3 separate regions of the Mus musculus genome follow, and regions 1 and 3 are each linked to region 2. Evidence: chromatin loops called from intact Hi-C (ENCODE). Cell type or tissue: gastrocnemius. All regions are shown on one strand.

The links. Hi-C counts contacts between places; a loop is a spot of excess contacts. Peaks named below come from ENCODE experiments on the same cell type or tissue, not always from the same donor. Only the 100,000 strongest peaks of a DNase experiment are listed, where the experiment ranks them.
Region 1: a loop joins it to region 2, with 3 times the contacts of the local background. A loop is called at or near these places in 2 of 42 quality-filtered maps.
Region 3: a loop joins it to region 2, with 2.4 times the contacts of the local background. A loop is called at or near these places in 7 of 42 quality-filtered maps.

Annotation. Positions count from the first base shown.
Region 1 is chr12:16,150,214-16,152,713 of GRCm38, forward strand. No RefSeq gene overlaps it. Among named protein-coding and RNA genes, the nearest start is that of Gm48606, 81 kb to the right of the region's middle. In gastrocnemius, no CTCF peak of the experiment used is centred here; DNase peaks (open chromatin) are centred at 1,007 and 2,072; H3K4me3 peaks cover 1,562 bases; H3K27ac peaks cover 2,173 bases.
Region 2 is chr12:16,508,067-16,510,566 of GRCm38, forward strand. No RefSeq gene overlaps it. Among named protein-coding and RNA genes, the nearest start is that of Lpin1, 80 kb to the right of the region's middle. In gastrocnemius, a CTCF peak has its summit at 1,502 (motif pointing left); a DNase peak (open chromatin) is centred at 1,465; H3K4me3 peaks cover 360 bases; H3K27ac peaks cover 1,016 bases.
Region 3 is chr12:16,012,907-16,015,406 of GRCm38, forward strand. Gm36235 (a long non-coding RNA gene) reads right to left here. Exons shown (of 8, transcript XR_872507.1): 1 at 2,497-2,500. Among named protein-coding and RNA genes, the nearest start is that of Gm36235, 1.4 kb to the right of the region's middle. In gastrocnemius, a CTCF peak has its summit at 1,557 (motif pointing left); no DNase peak of the experiment used is centred here; H3K27ac peaks cover 1,361 bases.

The DNA.
Region 1 (2,500 bases), 360 kb before region 2:
TGCTGTTATCCAAGGGGTACATTACATGACCCACCCACAGGACATGCCTGAAACCATGGTAGTAAACCCTACATATATGTGGTTTTTCCTACATATATGTACCGTGGTGACATTTGGCTTACAAATTAGGTAAAGTAAGAAATTAATCACAATAATTAATGGTAAAATTTTAAAAATTATAACTATATACTGCAATACAGGCTATTTATGGTTGGTTAAATTACTTATTTCTGGAATCATTTACTTCTCACCAAGCTGTGGTTGGCTACTTGTAGCTGAAGATGCAGAAAGGGAAACATGAGATGGAGCTGGGGGGGGGGAGGTGATTACTCTGAATATTTTCCAATGGACTTGGGGGGTGACTACTGTGAATATTCCCTAGATCAGAAGCAATGAGGAAGGAATTAGGCAATCCCTCCCTGCCACAGTGATCCAACTGCGGGGACTGGGTTTCACTCCATTGCCCAGACAAGGAATAGCACATGTTCTTTGGGAGGATCTCCTGGCAAACGTAGTTGTTCCTCCTCAGCATGGCAAAGCTTTCCATCAGGGTACCAGAGCTTAGGCAAAGCCAAACAAAAGCATAACCCCTTACCTGGAAGGGTCAGTTTTATTAGAAATTTTGGGAAAAAAACAACCCTATTCTTTTGTGTTAAAGACATATAAAGTAAAATGCACCACTGCCTGCATTAAAATAAACATGAAACTTACAATTTGATTTTAAAAAAATAGCTCATGCCTATAGACCCATTGGTTCAGAAACAGCACTGAGCTAGCATGTATTAATTCTGAATCTTTAGCCATCCCATAAAAAAAGACAAAAATCATCCAGGGAGATAACAAGAATTCAAACCGACAGAGGCAATGGAAGCCCCCCAGGCTGTAGACTCCCCAAAGCAACAGAACTCCAACGTCACAGCATCTCCCACCAGAGCCCGTGAACTTAGCCACTGTGTCCCTCCCTCTCACACCCTGGCATTTGGTGGAGTAGGGCAGGAGAGCCAGGCATATTCATTCACTCTCTCCAGCTGGCTGTGAGTATCCAGTGGAAAAATTTAAGCAGCCCAGGCTTTTAGCTTTCCCCCTGGGCTGCTGCTGCTCGTTGCATAACATGCTCATCAGTAAAAGAGCTGAATTGCAAATAATCTACTAACCTGGAAGGAATGTCTGAAGAGCTCCCACACACCACACTGGTACTCATTCAGTCCAGAAAGGTTTTGTGGGTTTGCTGTGATATTATTGAAGTAAAGGGTTTGGCTAGCATAGCCAGTAACTTGAGTGTGTCTTTTGATCCACATAGAAATTGTCCGTCTAAATGACATTTGTATGTTATTCTTAACTGCCTGTGGAATCAGATAATCTATTCCCCAGAAGGCTGTCAGCAGCCTCCAGTCTTTGTGAAGGTTGAGTTTCCGGCAAGGAAGGGTGTCAGGCGTGCCTGGAGGCGAGACTTCTGGAAGGATGATTCACACACTTTTATAGCTTCACTGCTCACAGGCTATGGGTTTGTTGTTTAAAAGCAATTTGAATGTATGGGATCTTTATGATGGTGTATATTCAGGGGTAATTTGAAAGTACTTTTTTCTCATGTACGTAGGCTGTCAAGGTGGGATCTGGGAGAATTGAGATTTACACTGATGTTCTAGCGTTTGTATGATCAAGCAGGGTGGAACCTCCCGTACTAATATCATAGCCCCCATCAGGTGCCAACGATGAACAGACTAAGGAAAAAAGAAATTTGTCAAAAGCCCAGACCTTGAATTTCCACCAAAGGTCTCACCAAGTGGTATAAGACAGAGTGTCAGAGTGTTCTGGGCTAGATGTGAAAGTTCACTGTGGAAGAACTCCAAAGCTTATAACTCGTCTGAAGTCAGAGAGGTATTGATTCATGCCACTCTAGAAGATCGGTTTGCAAAGCCAGTGGAGACAGCCAGAGAGAAGATAAATGAATCGGACTCAGGAGCCCACAGCTAGCAGCCACAACTGTGGCAGGGAGCTTGCCACGGATGCTGCGGCTACATTTCAGAAGCAACCGGCCCACTTGCGTCCCCCTGATGGCCCTCATGGTCCTGCAGCCTTCCCTTACTCAGCATCCTGAATCCACTCCAGCAGCCTGCCCCACCTTCTTGGCATACTTCAGGCCCAGCCCTGCCCCGCCCGGACATAGAAGCTATACTACTACTTTTTCTCACTGAAGTGACAAAATGCCATGCAAAAGCAATTTAAAGAACTTAATTTGACACACGTGACATAGCCACGAGAGTACATACTATCGTGACAGAAAAGCCAAGGCATCGCAAGTGTGAGGCAACTGCTCGCATTACAACCACAGCTGGAGAGATGGATACTGGCAAGAAATCCCAGCTTTGTCCTTTCTGTTTTGTTTTCCTTTTTAGTCAGTCCAGGACACCATCTCAGAGTGTCTTGTCAGAGAAGGAGGTATTTCCAAAGAGAAAAGTCCTTGTTCCACTTTGTTTGGTTAGTGGACTATTAAAATAAG
Region 2 (2,500 bases):
AGGGATCAGGAAAGCCCAATATGGTTGCTGAATGACAAGGAGCAGGCCACTCTTATGTCACCTTTTAGCTCCAGGCTTCATAGATCTACAGTGTGTCTCACCTGGGAATTTCTGTGTCTGTTTTCTTACCCCCCTACTCCACCTTTGGCCAGAGGCTCCTGGAGGACAAAGTCCATTTTTGCATGTTTCTGTGTATATACTAAGAGAAGTCCTATTGTCTGGCATAGAGGATGGGGGATGGGTGGAAGGAAATGTCACTTTCTTATGTATGGCTGTGATGTGTGTTTATTTGTACACAGGCACACATGTGTGCATTGCGTGTGCATGTGCATTTACATGTGCAACCTCGGGTATCATTTCTCAGATACTCTCTCCCCTTGTTTGTTTTGGGGATTTTTTGGTTGTTTAGTTGTTTGGGGGTTTTGTTGTGTTTTGTTTTGTTTTGTTTTGTTTTGTTTTGAGACAGGGTAGTTCACTGGAACTTGCCAAGTAGGTTAGACTAGTTAGACAATGAACCCCAGTGAGACAGAACCTTTTTCTGCCACCCCAATGCTGGTATTAGAAGCAAGAGCCACCAAGCCCTGCTTCTTTTCCCATGAGTTCTGGGGGTAAAATATAGTTCCTTGTGCTTATAAGACAAGCACTTTACTGGCTAATCTGTCTCTAAGTCTTAAAGATACTTTCTTATGCCATGGCTAACACATTTTTGGAACATCTGCCCTATTTTTTAAATACCAACTACAGTCCTGATACTGAATACTGAGTCAATAGGTCAGAGTGTCCCATTGGGACCAGCACAGGATACCTGCAAAACAAAAGTGGGAAGTAAAGAGCCAGCAAAGTTAAAAATATTATGACAGTCCATCTGTGGTCAGAAAGAGAAAAGGCATGGTGATACTGGCCTTTCCAAGAGACTTGCTTGGCCCTTGGGAAAATCGGGTCTGAAGTCAAGACCCATTTCCCTGCTGGGCAAAGCTTTCTTTACTTGAAAATCAGAGCAGACAGATCCTCAGTAGAGGCCACAGACAAAAAGTAGGTTTCTGTCCGAAAGGCCAGGAGTTCTTCGGGCTTGGAGCTGGGGGAGAGAGCGCTTGTAGAGAGTATGCATGGCTGAGGGTGTGTTCTCTGAATGTCTTTCCTTGGCTAGAAAGAACCTGGAGGAGAAGCAGTCGGGAAACATTTGGGAAAGGTCTAAAGTCACAAAGGAGTCCAGGAGTCCTCTGTGCAAAGCCAGTAGGCAGCCCATGAGGCATTCACAGGAAACAAAGAGAGAGAAAAAGAGGTCAAAAGAGCCCTCCAACCCTGCATTCATCATTCAGTTCGATCTTCAAGGAATCTGCTGACTGACACAAATTGTTTTATGTGACTTTCTGCCTGGGACCTGAAAGGACAGGCCCCTCCCAAGAAGGAGAAGATGGGGCTGAATGGGGGCGAGGCCGCGGGGGCGGGGGAGTGGAGAGACACAGGAAGCCACGACCTTAGTTCCCACGGGGGTGTTGGGCGCCATCTACTGGTAATCAAAAGAACCACTCATACCTTTTGAAGAAGGCTGTTTCTTAGAAGTGGGTATGTATGCAAAGGGAAACAGAGCCTTTCTCACTGTAGGGAGCCAGCTCTGCCTCCCCTGAGCGTGGTCTCCCGACACATAGCAATTATTCTACAATGAGAATCCAGGGTTCAAAGGCCATAGTTAGTCTGCCAAGAGCAAGAATGTGCACACTGATTGCCGCTAAGAGTACCACTCCTTATCCTAAATTCAGTAGCTGAAAGTCTTCCTGCAACATCGCTTGCCTTGTGAGTGGTTGAATGTGGCTTGAGTAACTGGTTCTTTTGTCATACAGCTGTAAGAATCCAGCAAAAGAGGCAAAAGTGAATGCAGAGATGTGAACAGTAGCTGCAGCAGCAGGCGGCTCTCAGGATGCCCGGGGCATAGCCACCCCTGTGCCTTTTTCATCTACAGCATGACAAACATTTCAAAGTTCAGGGCTGATTTCACTCCTTTCTGACCCCTGCCCTGCACTCGGCTATCCTAGACAAGTTAAAGAAAGGAGAAAGAACAAATCAAGCTGGCTAAGCTGGTTTCACACTTCAAAGACCCTTGAACCAGTCTGAGGTGACAGGTAACAGACCACCACTAAAGCTGTGAAGGAGCATTGAGAGTGTAATACTTTATTCCAGCTGCTTCATTGTCTCCTGGCTGGGAGCAAGACCCTCATTGTCTCAAAAGTCCTGTGATATTTGAGCCTACCTTGCCTCTGTTTGGCTGTACCAACCCCTCCAGCCAATCTCCTCCCCACCCGCCTCCCTTCACCCAGTGCCTTCCATCATGTTGGTCCTTCTGCACACAGCCAAAACCACGGCCACTGCCTTGGTCATGGTGTCTTTTCACAGCAATAGGACAGTGTCTAAGACACCTGCCCACCTCAATTAGCAATCAAGACAATTCCCAAAGATATGACCACAGTCCAAGTACCCCAGTAATTGATCTCAATAAGTTTTC
Region 3 (2,500 bases), 500 kb before region 2:
TCTTCTCTTCTCTTCTCTTCTCTTCTCTTCTCTTCTCTTCTCTTCTCTTCTCTTCTCTTCTCTTCTCTTCTCTTCTCTTCTCTTCTCTTCTCTTCTCTTCTCTTCTCTTCTCTTCTCTTCTCTTCTCTTCTCTTCTCTTCTCTTCTCTTCTCTTCTCTTCTCTTCTCTTCTCTTCTCTTCTCTTCTCTTCTCTTCTCTTCTCTTCTCTTCTCTTCTCTTCTCTTCTCTTCTCTTCTCTTCTCTTCTCTTCTCTTCTCTTCTCTTCTCTTCTCTTCTCTTCTCTTCTCTTCTCTTCTCTTCTCTTCTCTTCTCTTCTCTTCTCTTCTCTTCTCTTCTCTTCTCTTCTCTTCTCTTCTCTTCTCTTCTCTTCTCTTCTCTTCTCTTCTCTTCTCTTCTCTCTCTCTCTCTCTCTCTCTCTCTCTCTCTCTCTCTCTCTCTCTGACTCTCTTCTCTCCCTGACCCCTTTCTCCCTCTCTCCCTTTTCCACTTTCCCTCTTTCTCCAATCACTTCTGGCTGGCCTCCTCCTCCTCCCCCCCCCTTCTCAACCCCCTTTTCCATGTCTTAAGTAAACTGTATTCTACACTATGCCCCTTGTATGGCTGGTACCTCGGGGGAAGGGATGCCTCAGCATGGGCCCACCAAGGAGCCCCGCCCACCATGCCAAGCTCTTCTAACCATATAAAACACAACAGATACAGCAGCACCACATGGGGATTCTCTGCAGGAGAAAAACAAGTTTCTGAGAGAAAGAGATCTCCACAATCATTCTTAGGGAGGTTTTCCTGGCTGATTAATGGGAACAGGGAGCTGAGAATGTGCCTGCACTGACCCCAAAGACTACATGATTTCAGGCCAGCCAGGATTGCTGTAGAGAGGAACAAGAGAAGGACTAAAGTGTCATTGAGGTTGAAGGATAGGGGTAGTAGAAGATTGGGAACATGGATTTAGCCCTGACTGTACTGAAGACCTCAGGGAAGACTTCAGCATGAGGGAAGCACTGGGAAAAGCACAGGAGGAAGAGGACTTCTCATTAGAGCAAGTCGGTGGAAGGACAGAAAGTTACACAGATAGCTACAGTCAGGCAAGAGGGATGTTGAGGGCTGAGCAAGGCAGGGGAGCACAGACCAAACAGAGGGTGTCCCAGGAGCTCTGCCAAAGGTCAGTAGAGGTCAGTGTAATGGATACTGAGACACAGACTGCTCCAACCAACACTTCAGCGCAAACACCTAGGGCATGATGCGATTGTGAGAGCCATTATTGACTACATAATCAGGAACTGACTCAGACGGACCTTCACCTATCTGTTTTATCGCAGTGTGTTACCTCATTTTATCCCCAAAGCCACTAGCAGACAAGAAAGCACTTCTTCTAGCCCTTTGGGTTAAGATCAAATGTAAAGACAAAAATCAAATTCCAAAGCAGGGGCTGGAGCAGAAAGTTCTGTGCTTAAAAACACTGGCTGCTTTCTCAGAGGACATGGGTTCAATTCCCAGGAGTTGCACACAAGCTCAGAGTGCCTGTAACTCCTATTTCAGGGACGCTGACTCCCCCTTCTGGCCTCCTAAGGGGTTAGACAACAAGCTTGCACACCCATTTACATATAAATAAATAAATAAATAAATAAATAAGTAAATAAATAAGATATAATAAGAAAGGAAGGCAGGCAGACACTCCTCACATTATTTAAAAACAGAAAGACAAATCATAGTAAAGTTTAAATTTGTTCAAAATATTTAATACCTGGTGTAGTTGGGATACTAATACCAGCACTTGGTTGTTGGGGGCAGAATATTCACACTATGTAGTAAGAGTCTGAGGCCAGCCTGGCCTACTTGGGACCCCTATTAAAGCAGCAACAAAAAAGATCTCTGTCAGTTCTAGAGTTGCAAACAGAACTTGTGTCTTTTACATTTCAAGCCAGGATGTGTTTCCTGCCCTCACTCCTGGGGCCTTCCTTCCCTCTCCCCATCCCCCCTACTTTCTTCTTTATAGGGTAGCTTCTTAGGAGCCAGAACCAACAGTAGATCTTAAAAATGAGGTAGGTTGAAACACCCATGATTCCTGACAAACAGAAGGGAAACCTGTCATTACGTGCCAGGGAAGGAGAGTTGGTCCTGATCATTTGAGATCTATAGCAGCTGAAGTTATCCCCTCCACCCAACCCCCACTTCCATCCTGCTCCACCCACAACCTTTTCTTGGTATCCCACAAAGAAGGTAGCTCTGAATGAGAGAGTAAAGAAGAAATTTATAACCTCGCAAGACCCTCTAAAACAGAGCCTCACAGGAAACACACCTACCCTGATCCTACAGCAAGCCAACCTGCATTTGTTATAACCTACACACTTTTCAGATTTGCAATCAATCCCCTTGCATTTCTTTCCAACTAGAACCTTTACCTGTTGCTCTTCCACTGTTTTGCTGGCTGCATCTGTTCCCCTTAATCATCAGAGCCTCATTTTCTGATGTCTCTCCACCAATGTCATTCAACTTTACCTGA